2 separate regions of the Homo sapiens genome follow, and region 1 is linked to region 2. The links are chromatin contacts, found by Hi-C or POLR2A ChIA-PET in ENCODE. All regions are on one chromosome and are shown on one strand. Each heading gives the region's core, a stretch centred on a gene start or an enhancer-like site at or near the end of the contact. The rest is flanking DNA. Distances are from core to core; before and after follow the strand shown.

The links. A loop is a pair of places that touch in the nucleus more often than their neighbours do. ChIA-PET counts read pairs that join two places held with the same protein, here RNA polymerase II (POLR2A). Pooled maps may share reads with other maps.
Region 1: a map of Calu3 shows a loop between it and region 2 (2.7-fold over the local background). The contact joins two enhancer-like sites. A Hi-C loop is called at or near these places in 5 of 168 maps with a recorded cell type or tissue (Calu3, PC-3, PC-9 and 2 more) and 1 of 50 pooled maps. POLR2A ChIA-PET finds 5 or more read pairs at or near these places in 5 of 52 experiments (CD4-positive, alpha-beta T cell, MCF 10A, OCI-LY7 and 2 more).

The regions. Positions count from the first base shown.
Region 1 is chr6:56,099,510-56,106,212 of GRCh38, forward strand. COL21A1 (collagen type XXI alpha 1 chain) reads right to left here. Exons shown (of 30, transcript NM_030820.4): 17 at 1,963-2,016. Among named protein-coding and RNA genes, the nearest start is that of COL21A1, 140 kb to the right of the region's middle. Within about 2 kb of position 1,687, at least 5 of the 41 ENCODE cell types and tissues checked have a DNase peak (open chromatin) inside an H3K27ac peak, as active enhancers do.
Region 2 is chr6:56,043,176-56,050,266 of GRCh38, forward strand. No RefSeq gene overlaps it. Among named protein-coding and RNA genes, the nearest start is that of BMP5, 170 kb to the left of the region's middle. RefSeq lists a silencer at 3,416-3,710. Within about 2 kb of position 3,521, at least 2 of the 41 ENCODE cell types and tissues checked have a DNase peak (open chromatin) inside an H3K27ac peak, as active enhancers do.

The DNA of each region.
Region 1 (6,703 bases), core at 437-2,936, 54 kb after region 2:
ACAAGCGTGAGCCACTGCACCCAGCCTTCACATCCTAAATTATATCCAAGCTCTCATGTCTATTATCTCTTATTTCCCTCTTCCTCTTTTTCCTTCTTTTCTTCCCATTAACCTTTCCTTCTCTCACCTCTCTTTGTGTTTCTTATGCTCTTTCCCTCATACACGCACACCCACATACACACACACACCTACTTTATATTCTGAAACAATAACATAAACAAATAATCACACCCAGTCTTATATCCAGTTACCAAGTCTCATAATTTTTCTTAAATAACAGCAATTATGGCTCACATATGTTGAGCTCATGCTACCCTATTGAACCCACTCCATGCTTATTAATACCCTAGTCGAGGCCTTCTACTTCATGCCTGGTCTGTCAAAAGAGCCTGCTAACTAGCACCCTGTTTCCAGTTTCTTCTCCTTTCCAATCATTCCACACACACCAGGAGCTCATACACTGCCTCTAAAACAGTTCTTTTTACTATGTTCTCTTTTTTTCTCACAAAACTTCAATGACAAATGAATAAGGTTTACTTTTCAAACTTGCAGTCAAGGTTCTCCATTTTATGGCCCTAGCCAAGTTTCTACCTTTACTTTCTAACACGCAACAGAGACCCTTCTCTGCAGATTCAGGACCTCATTAAGATCATTTCATTATTTCCTGGGCACACCTTTAACCATCTCACATATGTGTCTTCATTCAGATGAGTTCTCTCTTTCCTGTCTTCCTTTGATTCCCAGTCATCCTTTCATGAACAAATCTGGCACAAACCCTTGGTAAAATTTTTTCAAGCACCTCAATAACAGGATTACCTTCCTATACTCTTTCAGCACTTAGAATAGCCCCATGCATTTGTGCAATGTTTTTACAATTTTTAAAAATTTCCTACGTAAGCTTCACAACAACCCTATGAAGTAAGCACTATAAGCATCTACACTATTCACACTTAGAGAAAAATATTCAGGGATGTGAAGTGACTTCTCCAAGCTCATACTGCTGAAATGTAGCAGTAGTCATCTCCAAACCCTGGCTTTCTGACTCCATATGAGATTCATATTTGGCACATAATATAAAGAGTTGGTAATTATTTGCATCATTTTTTTCAGTCTTCCAAATTAAATTATAAGCTTCTGGAAGGTAATAGCATTATATAGAACTTGGCCCAGTACATAATCATACACAAGATGAAATTCAACGAAAATTTTATTAAGTAACTTTCAGAGTAGTTTAATCCCTCTACCCTATTTAAGAAGCTTTGGTGATACCTCTCTCCCTCTTATGTACAATATTTAAATTCTGAAATCTCAACTGAACACTTTGTGATAAATGTGATACAAATACACCTCAGCTATTACTTCAGTTCTTAACCTAGCTCCGCACAAGGCAAATTTCAAATTTCTTGAGGGTAGGTACCTTTGATGAATAAAATAAGATCTGCTGGTATTTAAATGTTGGCCACGAGTTGTAGGAATAAAATGTGGGGGCAAACTATATTTTTAAAACTCACCTGAAGTTCAGAATCACCTGGGACATGTGCTAAAAATGTAGATATCTAGGATTCAGATTCAGTACTTTCTTAGTCATGTTTCTCTACCCCTGATTTTTATTGAACACAAGATCCCAAAGAGTATACTATGAAACAATAGATGAGTGGTAAAGTGACATCGACTGAAGGCTCAGCAACAGACCATGATGTTTGTGTTAACCATGCATTTCTTTGGGCATGAGTGCTTGTGGTTTGTGACTCACACTGTTTGCAAAATTCTTCCTGGTTTCTAAAAGAGGATTCAACATTTCAATATTTTATGGTGTTTCACAAGCAGCTTCTACAACATCTAAAATCTGGAAGTCACTGAACAAATAATAGGGCATCTGAGAGAAGAATTTAAATAACCAAAAAGGATTTCGTAACAGGAAAAGAACTTCATCTTTTAGAACTGAAATGAGAAGGTACTCACAGGCTCTCCCCGTGTTCCATCCTGCCCCGGAGCACCAGGGGATCCTGCTTCTCCCTTTTAATGATTTGACAAAAAGAAATAGAGAATTCAGTTTTGAGGTCTGCTTACCAAAATAACAATATATAACATTACATATTAAAGAACATTAAATACAAACAGAAAAATTAAAATTACTTCTGGACTACTGATATTAACTTTTCCTGACATCAAATAACTTTTTCAGAAATTCATAAAGTGACTATATAAACAACAAAAATGTGTACATAATGGCAGATAATTAAGTTATTAAATAACTGTGGTACTGTATAGTCATTCTTATGAGAATAGACCATCTTACTTCCAAGGTAAATGTGACCAATATTCTATATCAGTCCTATTCATATATACTTTTTCATTTTTATTTTAAAATTGATCACTATGTTGGACCTAATTTGACCTTGCCTTCAAAGAGTTACATTTTAAAGTAAAAACAAAACTTTCATTAGGAATGGAGTTATTTATAGGTTATTAGTTGAAATTATCTGGCACTTTAGTATATACGTATTTAAAATAAACATCTATAATGCATATTTTAGGTAGCTGTTAAATTATAATTGCTTTTAGTGATATATACCTTTACATTACTATGCTCAGGTTAAGCATCTTATTTTACATCTACGTTTTGGAAGCTAAATTTTTTTCCTAAATGAATCAATTGCTAGTGAATACAAATGTATCTGACACTTCTTCTACTAAAACAATAAATATTAGCTGAATATAATCCTAAAATGTATAATATCTGCAGATTAGTACAACTATTAAACTATCTGAGCAAAATAAAGGATAGCAAGGAAGAGCCTGTTGACACATATACACACATGTACACACCCCAGACTTTTTGAAATCTAACAGTCATTATGAGCCATGCATTTGTTTCTGTCCAGCAAAATGCTGCATCACAACAAGCAAAGTTCTCTGCAAGCAATTTGCCACACTTGTTTCATACCAGAAAGAACATTTTATCCTAGATGAAAGCAAGATAGGAGGTAAAATAAAAGCATTTTTTCCCGTAAATGTCTCAAATACCTGAGTTGAAATAAGTTTAAGGGAGAAAGAGTCTAAGAATGCAATGCACTGAAGCATATTATAACACTGTCATCCATAATTTCATATTCTAATGAATTTCCCAAAATTATAGAAAATAAAGCACAGAAGCACCTCTAAAATTTGGCAAACATAATCAGTACTTAGAAAAAAATTCAACCATATCACATTACATAAACAACAGTTCTCCCACTTGTATGAATTCCTGCATTTTATTAGAACTGTGAAATGCCAACTAAAGCCAAATATTTCATCTATACCAGTTTTATTTATAAACACTAGTTGAGAATAGAAGGAGCAAAGATTAATGCTTTCCTGAAAATTAACCAAATTAGAGGGAGAGAAGTTACTGCTAATCCAATAGCTCTACAGAAAAGCATATAAAAATATTGGAGGAAAAAATGTTGGATCCACTTAGTTTGAAAGCTAGTTTAAAAAGCCTGAAAAATTCAAGACAAGGGATATGTTAGATCCTAATACTATGAAGAAATAATGCAATATTTTATCTGAACTTAACACTCATATCAATAGTCAGAAGGAATCTCTCCTATTAGTAGTTCTCAAATATGGTCCTCAGACCAGGCAAGATCAACTTCTTCATTTAACATGGGAACTTCTTCAGAATATAAAATTTCAGGCCATACTGCAGCATATTAAGCCAGAATCTCTGGGTGGGGGCCAGCAATCTGTGTTAATAATTCTTCCAGGTGATTCTAATGCAGCCATTTGAGAACCAGCCCTGCTATAAGTCATTAGATCATTTAACTTCTCCTACTTCCAGGTACTGTCATATGTGACTTATAAAACAATCTGTGGTTAAATTTTCTGTATTTAAAATAAAGAGGGTAAGGCACTTGCCAAATAGTAGAAACAATTAATTTGAAATTATTAGGTTGGTGCAAAAGTAATTGCAGTTTTTGCCATTAAAAGTAATGGCAAAATACATGATTAGATGACTACTTTGATTTATAAAATCATGACTACTTTGATTTATAAAATCTCTACTTTTTTCTATCTGTCCATTGACCTAATATCATTTTATTTTAATTATCAGGAGTTTTAAAAACGTAAGTAGCCATCAGCAAGGTTCATCAATAATGAAGTTCCACAATTATTTGAGGATTTAACTTATTATGTTCTTCTTACTTTATATTAGACACTTAACATATTAACTGAATAAAATATCACATTCTTTATTATCTATAGCAGTGATTCTCAAAATTTAACTTCATCTGAATCACCCGGAAGGTTTGTTAAACTGCAGATTGTGGACCCCAACCCAGAGTTCCTGATATGGTAGGTCTGGGGCAACCCCTGGAATCTGCATTTCTAATAAGTTTACAGAAGGTGCTGAGACTGCTAGTCTTGGACAACACTTTGAGAAACACTACTCTAGCCCAGATCTCAAAACAGACTTACAGACTCTTTCTGCACTTATGAATCCCTCTCTTCTATGAACTAGTATAACATTATATAGCTTTTCACTTAGCACTGAATTTTATTATGCTAAGTTGTTCAGCAGGTGTCTTGTTTATATGTGTTATTTGCTTGACTTGCACATTCTTTTAAAGGTAGAAAACATAATTTATAGGAGTTTTTTTAATCACCTACAATACTTAGACTAGTGCCAAACATAATATAAAACTACAAGTACCCTTCTTTACAATCATTGGAGTATATCAAGGAAGGAGGAACAGACTCTTTATTCTTCAATGTTCTATTTCAAAGGGATAAAGGAAATGGGAAAAACATTTGTGGATAAAGCGCTAGCATTTACTGTTGGACAATTATGCAGTTAGTTATTACAAGATAATGGCCAGTCATCTTTACCTAAGAACACTCTCTTCATTTTTTAATAATGGATTTTAATAATGTTTCATCAAGAAATGAAAGGATAATTTCTACTTGGCATTTTCCTTGAAATAATCAAATGCAAGATACAACCAGCCTGTGAAATTTAATATTGTTACCAGAACTTAACCTGATCACTTGATTACTTTTATGACCTGGATAACCTGGTGCAGGTCAGTTTGTTTGGCATTTGAAAAAGTATAAAACATGGTCTCATATCCGATTTATTGTTTTTCTATTCTGTTATTAACTCCCTTCTTGATATAACATAATTGAGAAAATGTCATGCTTAACATTATTTCTCAATCTAATTTCTACAGCTAACGTCAAAAATGATTTATTCCACAACAAGACAGTTCTTTAAAAAAAAGGAAATTTAACTAAAACCAGGCATGTGAAACTTGCATTCCATGTGTATTTCCTTTCATGCTGTGGTCTTTGGTATTTACCCCAAAAAAATAAAAGGATGGAAAGTAATTTAGTTTGCTTATAGCAATCCTCAAAATCAGGTGGAAGGTATGGTTTACTGATCATGAAAATATAGTTTAATTTTGAGGAAGATCCTTGCTTTGTTAAGGAAACACTTTATTTTGACTTTGATCTTATGGCATAGTTTATTCTTCATTTGTAAACAAATCACTAGCATGCCTGCGGATGTATTAAAGATGTAAGACTGAGGAAGCTTCTCCTAGCTGACCAAGTAAACAGACAGGACATTTGGAAGGTATCATGCACATCAGTGAGCATACGAACTAGACCTGGAACCCTCACTCTGCCATGGAACTAGCTGTGCATGTTTAACTAAATCCCGTCCTCTCTTTGAACCTGATGTTATGCATAAAATGCCATTAATACTCCAAACTTCATAGATTTGTTTTTTAGGAAAATAAAATAAGAGCCTTTGTGAAAATGCCTTATGCAACTCTTGGCACAGAAAGGGAGATCCACTGCCACCAAAAAGTTGAGGTTTTAACAATCCTTTATTCACGATGTATTTTTGGCTATATTATTTTCAAATAATATATGTTATTTCAATACTTGAACTGCTATAGTTTGTCATTATAATTTTGGCAAAATGAGTATTTTTAAACATAAAGCCAATCCTTCTTTATTCTAGTTAAGATATCATTAAAAACAGTAGGGTCAATAGTTTCATCATTATTTTCTATAACTAGGAGAGAATATTTGGGTATAACATGATTTCCAACCAGTTGGTGAGCAGAATTTTCATTGGTTGTTGTTATGGCCATGTCACCTTGGACAAGTTATTTACTCTAGTTCTTTGTTTCCTCATCTGTGAAAGGATAAATTTTTTCCACTTACAACTGATAATGATTTATGAGATTAATGAGAAAATACATGTACAGTGCTGTAAAAAGAGCCAAGCTCTTGGAAATATCCAATGAGTTACGCCTTTTGTTATAATCTCTCCTTTTCTGTCTTTGGTTCTTTGCATATCCAGCTTAAATACCACATTTAATTATTTCAACCACTTTCTAACTAAAATTCTTGTCCTTTACCTCACTCTGCATCCACCATACTGGTTTATGCAAATTCCAGTGTTGAGTAAACCAAACTGAAAATAGCCTCAGCCTATGCTTACGTTCAAAGTATGGCTACGGAGGAAAAATACTATAATAATCATACAGATTATAACTTCCAGCTTCAACTGGACTTCAATGCAACTTCTATATTTCCTTTATCTCTTCTCTGCCACATTTTTCATGTATATAGAAAGTTTCTGCTATATAAAATATTCTCCAATCAACAAAAGCTTTTTTCTCCTTCTGCCAACATTCTAAGAAAA
Region 2 (7,091 bases), core at 2,271-4,770:
GTGTGCATACTGTAAGAGAGCTAAAAAATGCAGGAAGCAAAAAACTGACAGAATTAAAAGGAAACACAAATCCACAATTACAGGAGATCTGTATACTCCTGTCTCAGGAACTGAGAGAACAAGTAGATACAAGATTATTAAGAATGGAGAAAGTATGAACAATACTATTAGCCAATATGGCTTTATTTATAGAACTCTCAATCTGATGACAGCAGAATACCCATTATTTTCAAGTGCAAATGATGTATTTCCAAGGCAGACCATTTTCTGCTTCATAAAATGTCTCATTAAATTTAAAAGAATTGATAGAGTTTGTTTTCTGACAACAAAATTAAATTAGAAATCAATAACACAAGGACATCTAAAACATATCCAAATATGTGAAAATCAAATATCACAGTTTTAAATAACCATCTGTTATGGTTGGTATGTGTCCCTCAAATATCATGTATTGGGAACTTAATGCCCAATGTGGCAGCTTTGAAAGGTGGGGACTTTAAGAGGTGACTGGATGATGAAGGCTCTGCTCTCATGAATGGATTAATCTATTCATGGACTAAAGAATTAACAAGTTAATGAATTAATGGGCTACATGGGAGTACTGGTGGCTTCATAGGGAGAAAAATAAAAACCTGAGCAACCACGTTAGCACTCTCAGCCCTCTTGCCATGTGATACCCTGTACCGCCTCGGGTCTGTGCACAGGTCCCACCAGAAAGAATGCCCTCACCAGACGTGCCCCTCAACCTTGGACTTTCCAGCCTCCACTATGAGAAATAAATTCTTTTTCTTTATAAATTTCCCAGTTTCACATATTCTGTTATAAGCAACAGGAAACTGACTAAGGCACCATCTGTCAAAGAAGGAATCACAAGAGGAATTAGAAAATATTTTGAGCTTCATGAAAATAAAAAAGCAGTATATCAAGATTTTAAAATTTCACTAAAATGATGCTTACAGTAAAATTGATTTTCTTATTTCTTAAAATAAGAAAGATCTAAAGAAATTCAATTAAACAATATCTACCTTAAGCAGCTAGAATAAAAGAGCAAATTAAATCCAAAGTAAGTCAGAGAGTAAAGCAATAAATGTAAGAGCTGAAAGTAATGAAAGAGAAAATGGGGGAAATGTAGAAAATTTATATAACTAATATCTATCTGATTCTTTGAAATTCTACAAAAAGCTACTTGAACTAGTAATAACAAGTGCATTTATTAGCAAGGTCCAAGGATAAAAGTCAATATACAAAAGATCAACAGTATTTTGATAAACTAGCAAAGAACAAATGGAAAACGATGTCTAAAACATGGCATTTATAATGGCATCCACAAACATGATTTACAGATAAATTTTGTTAAATAATGTGCACAAACCTATACAATGAAAATTATAAAACGTTTCTGAGAAAAATAAAATGGAGAGATAAGTAAATAAAGAGATATGCTCAGGGAAGGAAAGACTAAATATTTTTAAAATGTCAATTCTCCTTAAAATGACCAATATATTTATTACAATCCCAATCAAAATTCCACTGGATAAGCTTCCATTGGACAGTGCTATTCTAGCAGAAAACAAAGTAAGTAATATTTGCAATCTCTGGATAGGTAAAGATTTCTTAAATAGAACATAAAAAAGTACAAATTATAAAAGAAAAATTGATAAAATTGTACTTTATAAAAATCTTATAACTTCTACTCTTTGATGGACTACATTAAGAAAATAAAAATGCAAGCCACAGACACGAAAAAAAATTTGCAATATGTAACAAAGGACTTGTATCCAGAAAATACAGTTGCTGACAAAGTTTAGAATATACTTACAATATATCCCAATAACTCCACTTAAGAAGAATAAAAACATATTTCCACACAAAGACTTGTAAATGAATGTTCATAACAGTGTTATTCAGAGTAGCCCCACACTGGACATAACCCAGTTGTCCATAAACAGGTGAATAAATAATCAAAAATACAGTCATACAAAGGAATACTACCAAGTAACAAAACAGGAATAAACTATTGATACCACATCATAGATGAATCTCAAAAACATTATAATGAATGAAGGATGCCAAGAAACAAAAGATTACATAAAGGATGATTCCATTTTTATGTAACTCTAGAAAAGAAAATTATCATCTATGTGATAGAAAGCAGAGCAGGGATTGCCTGGACCTGGAGGAGGGATAAATTACCTGGGGAAAGGCACAAGGAAACTTTTTAAGGGTGATGGAAATGTTCTATATCTTAATTGTGGTGATGGTTTCATGGGTGCGTATGTTTGTCAAACCCCATCAAAATACAGACTTAAAAATGGATGCATTTTATTGTATGTAAACTTTATACTTCAATAAAATTTATTTTTAAGTTACTGATTATATTTATTAAATATACACAGTAAACAAAATTAAGTTTCAGTTTCTATTTGAAGCTTTTTATAAGCAAAAAGAATGAAAGGAGAAAAAAGAGAAAGGCAAGACGCAGAAAAAATAGAATATAGGTCAATTTCAGTCTCTTTCAAAATTGTAAAATGAGGAGGTGGAATAATTATTTGATTTATTTGGATTTGTCTATTTTTATTTGAAGTGTTTTTTGTGTAATCAAAACTACAAAACCATTGCAATTATTTTTGTCCTCAGAATTTTCTTTCCTCTGAGTAACATCATGTACAAATTTCATTACATAGGCATTTAGACAGATTTTCATATAAATACATATTTGGGAAAGAATGTTTCTTTGCCAATTTCCAATGTAGAAATTAGATAAATACTAGGCATAAAAAGTTATGTGGTTGAATGCTTTTCTTTAATTTCCATGCCAAAAGACCAGAATCTCTAATATTGAACAAACTCTTTTAATTTTATTAGCAGTTACTCTTGTGGAATACAGAATTTGGTGCCAGAAAATCACATTATTCCACTGACAATTAGATAACATGGCCATATCTTTAGAGCACCAATATTAAATTACTGGAACATCAGAAAAAAATGAAACTGTGAATTATAATTTTCCCTAGCAACATATGTGTCTTTTTTTCCTGTTTCCCACTTCCCCACTTTTTCCCCAAACTGACTAATTTTCTATCTAATGTTCAGTGTTTTTAGGGCATAAATTAGCCCAAGTGCTTAAAATTTAAAGCCTTATTTTCCCATTTCCTATAAAGCAATATAGGGTTTTGCAGTGTTAACAAAAGGGACACCACATTGCTTATTGTTTTGCGCAAATTTTAAAATGGAAAAAAGTTTGAACACATCCTTTCTACATAGATGTAGTAAGTTTCATTGAAATAATACAAATCTTTTTTTTTTCCGAAATCACAGAAGAAAGCAAATACTTTTATTTTTCTCTATGGAGTTATTTAATGAGTTAATGAGTGAGTACATGAAATAGGAGTAGTAACTTACAAAGTGTACCCCAAAATGTCCTAAAAATTCTCAGTTAGCTGCAATTCTCAGCAACGGTGAGGCTTGATTCTAAACAATCCTAATCAAGTTGAATAGATTTATTCAGGAAAAAAAGTTATCACATATTTCAGGAAGCAGAGGAACAGAGCAACAAGTTGTTGCCCTGCCAACAGTGACCACAGAAGCCACAGCTAGACGGCGGCAGCCTGTTCGGTCACTGTATAAAGAAAGCAGTGGGCTGGGCACGGTGGCTCATGCCTGTAATCCCAGAACTTTGGGAGCCTGAGGCGAGTGGATCCCCTGAGGTCAGGAGTTTGAGACCAGCCTGGCCAGCATGGTGAAAACCCGTCTCTACTAAAAACACAAATTTTTTTTTTGTATTTTTACAAATACAAATTTGTATTTTACAAATACACTGGGTGTGGTGGTGCACATCTGCAATTCCAGCTACTCGGGAGGCTGAGGCAGGAGAATCACTTGAATCTGGGAGGTGGAGGTTGCGTTGAGCCAAGATCACGCCACTGCACTCCAGCCTGGGAAACGAGAGTGAAACTCCATCTCAAAAAAAAAAAAAAAAAAAAAAAAAAAAAGAAAGCAGTTCCCTGGCTAACCCAGGGTAATACTGGTGCCACCAACAGTGACAACAGCATTTAAGTAGCAAGGGTGAAAATATCGAATTCTGTTTTACACATTCACAGTTAACTGATGGTAGGACATTCTGTGAAGAGACTGCATTAATTCTGTTATACAGAGGACTAGAGAGACGTTTAGGATCGAAGAGAGGAGACCTGATAATTGTCTGTGTGGCTCAAATTTGTTTCAATATGTATGCAATTAGCCACAAAGGACAATATAGAGGCCAATGTAAAACTGCTGTCTCCACTGGTAATCATATAACAACAGCCTACTGTGTGTTGAACAATTGTTATGTATTTTTAATTATCATATTTGGAAACAATCCTGAAATATTATTGCTATTCCCTTTCAAAGATGAGGCTTATCACAACTAATTTGGTTTATCACAGCGACTCCCTTTCAAATACTGAGGCTTATCGCAACAAATTTCAAGGCCGCACAGGTAGGAAATGTTAAAAGGTCTGTCCCAAACCTGGGATATTAAAGAACTTCTGGTTCCCATTTTGTGTTCTTCACATTACTGGGGGAACCTAATAAAATAAGCCAATCATCAGAAAGTTGTAATAATAATAACTAACAATTATCAGGTACTTATTATGTTCCAGCTACTCATCTAAGAATTTTACTCTATTAATTCACCCAAATCCTAGCACTACAGGCCACATCATAATTCTCCTTTATGTGATCTTTATACTAATAAATATGGTTCAAAAAGAATTTCAAATCAACTTTGGCAAAAGGTGTACTTCAGAACATATTTTTAAACACTGCATGAGGTTTGCCTTTAACAAGCTCACTGTCTCATAGGGACAATTGCAATTACAAAGAACAATTGCAATATAGGATTAAAAACAAAAAATGTTATCATGGGGCCTTATATAGGATATTAGTAAGAACACTTGGGAGAGGTCCAAAAAAGGACCTGGAATAGTCACTCGGAATGAAACCTGCAAATAACATTCCAAAAGGTAGAAAAAATTCAGTGCAGTGAAAAATTCTGCCCAACACAGTGATGGAATAATTAATTGGCCTCCAATTGCCAACTAAGTATTGTATTGAAACAGGAACAATAGAGAGAACATGCTTTAGTTATAGTAAAACTGAAAACAGGAGCTTTGGAGCCTGGCAGATCTGAGTTTGCATTCTAGATTTGTCACTGCTTATTAGCGTGAAGCTCAGTGTTTTCCTTTATGAAATGAAAACATTACCTACTCCTAAGGAAGCTGTGAAGACTCAGGGTGGAATGTTTTTGAAATCACTGAATCAATAGCTGTTGTGAGTGTCTCTGCTGTGGCTTCCTAATGTAACTTTCTCCTTTAGGGAGCTCAGCACTAATGTCTTTCCTCCAGGCTCTTAGGACTCTTAAAACCTGCAAGGGCCCATTAACATTTCATGGGGACAGGCAATAACATTCATCTCTTTTACTCTCTGGGTGTTATTGGAGATAGCGATCATTTCCTATGTGAGCTTATGCCTCTAAAATTTTACTAGTTCGCCTTAAAATGAACAAGAGAATCATGGGATGGTGTGGGGTAAAACTAGTCAGCGCTAGCTCTCTTTTTCCCTCTTTTTCCTACGTGGGTGCCACTTATTCCTATAATGAGATCTTCCCCACTTCCCAAGTCTGCACAAGGTGTGAGAGAGTCCTTGTCAGTTAAAGGAAAGCCAGAATAGCTGCTTTCACTTAAATTTAGAGAAGCTGAAAAGTAGGTTGTCTTAAGTGGAATTAAATATGTTATTATCAAAAGAACTCAGCACCATCCTAGGATTACAGGCATCCTGATAATCCTCCTTCAGGTAAATGGGAAATAATTTTAGATGTTTCTAAACTTTTAAAGAAAAATTTTAGAAAATGTTTGCTTGGTTCTTAACATTCTTTCTTTTTATCCACAGCGACCACCATCTTTAACCAAATATTTTCTGTTTCTTCCACATTACTCTTTGGTAGAAACAAAATATTAATTAACCTTAAAACTTTGCATCTAAAAATGAAAAGTTAACTCCCAAGATCTGTGATAAAAGCCATCTTCAGCCATTACACCCTGCTCCTTACTCTCCACTATTCTCTCAATTTTTTTTTTTAACTAGGCCCTTTGTTTCCCTGGACTCATAATTATAGAAATAAAACATGGGGAAATACGACTGTATTTCAGTCTTTCATTATGTAAGCATAAGGAAATTCATCTTTGAATACATGTAAGTTCACTGCTGTCATGAAAATGTACTCTCCATGGTTTTTCTCCATGAAAACCATACAAACACCAATCACTACTCTTCTATGTTCCCACTCATTCCTTTCTAAATACTATCTGAAGTCTATTTATTGACTAGGGTTAAGCCTCTCCAAGTTAAACTTGAGGATGTTCTCTTTCCAGTGAGCCACTTCATACCAAACAAGCTTCCCCCTCTCCTTTTTGCCCCTCAATTGTGAAGGAAACAGTCCTTTCCTTTTTCAAAGCACTGAGAAATCCTCAAAGCTCAATTGTCCAGTGAATTCTTTCTAATTCCAAAGTTTAATGAACCTTAAGACAATACATTTCTGACAGCATTTCTGTAATTACATCTAATACTTCTGATTTTCTTAGTTTCTATCACTTCTTGACTTCTCATTTAGGATGAGTTATTAAGTGTATTTCTTAATCTCTGGATCTAGAAATATTTTTGTTTTAGCTATTGCCAGACAAAGACATTCCCAGTAAGAGCCTTATAGAGTGACCACAAATGACTGACAAATGAGTTGGACACTGTTGCACAAGTTTCTCCCCTTTTTAATAATCCTTAAGGTGAGCTCAGAGCTTTTTTAAGAATTTTTTTAATCACTAAATTCACCATGAGGAGAAGCAGGTGAAAACCGCTTAAATTAAACCAGGGATACAAGGGGCTTATATCACTTCGTTTTCAGTTCTCATAGGAGAAGACAGTATGAAAGAAGTCGACCCTATCTTTGGAGACAAGACTTAGATTTGAATCCTTGCTGTTCTCTTTAATTCCTATGTAACCATGAAAAATCTGCACGTGAGGTTCTTTAATATCTAAAATGAATAAAATGCACA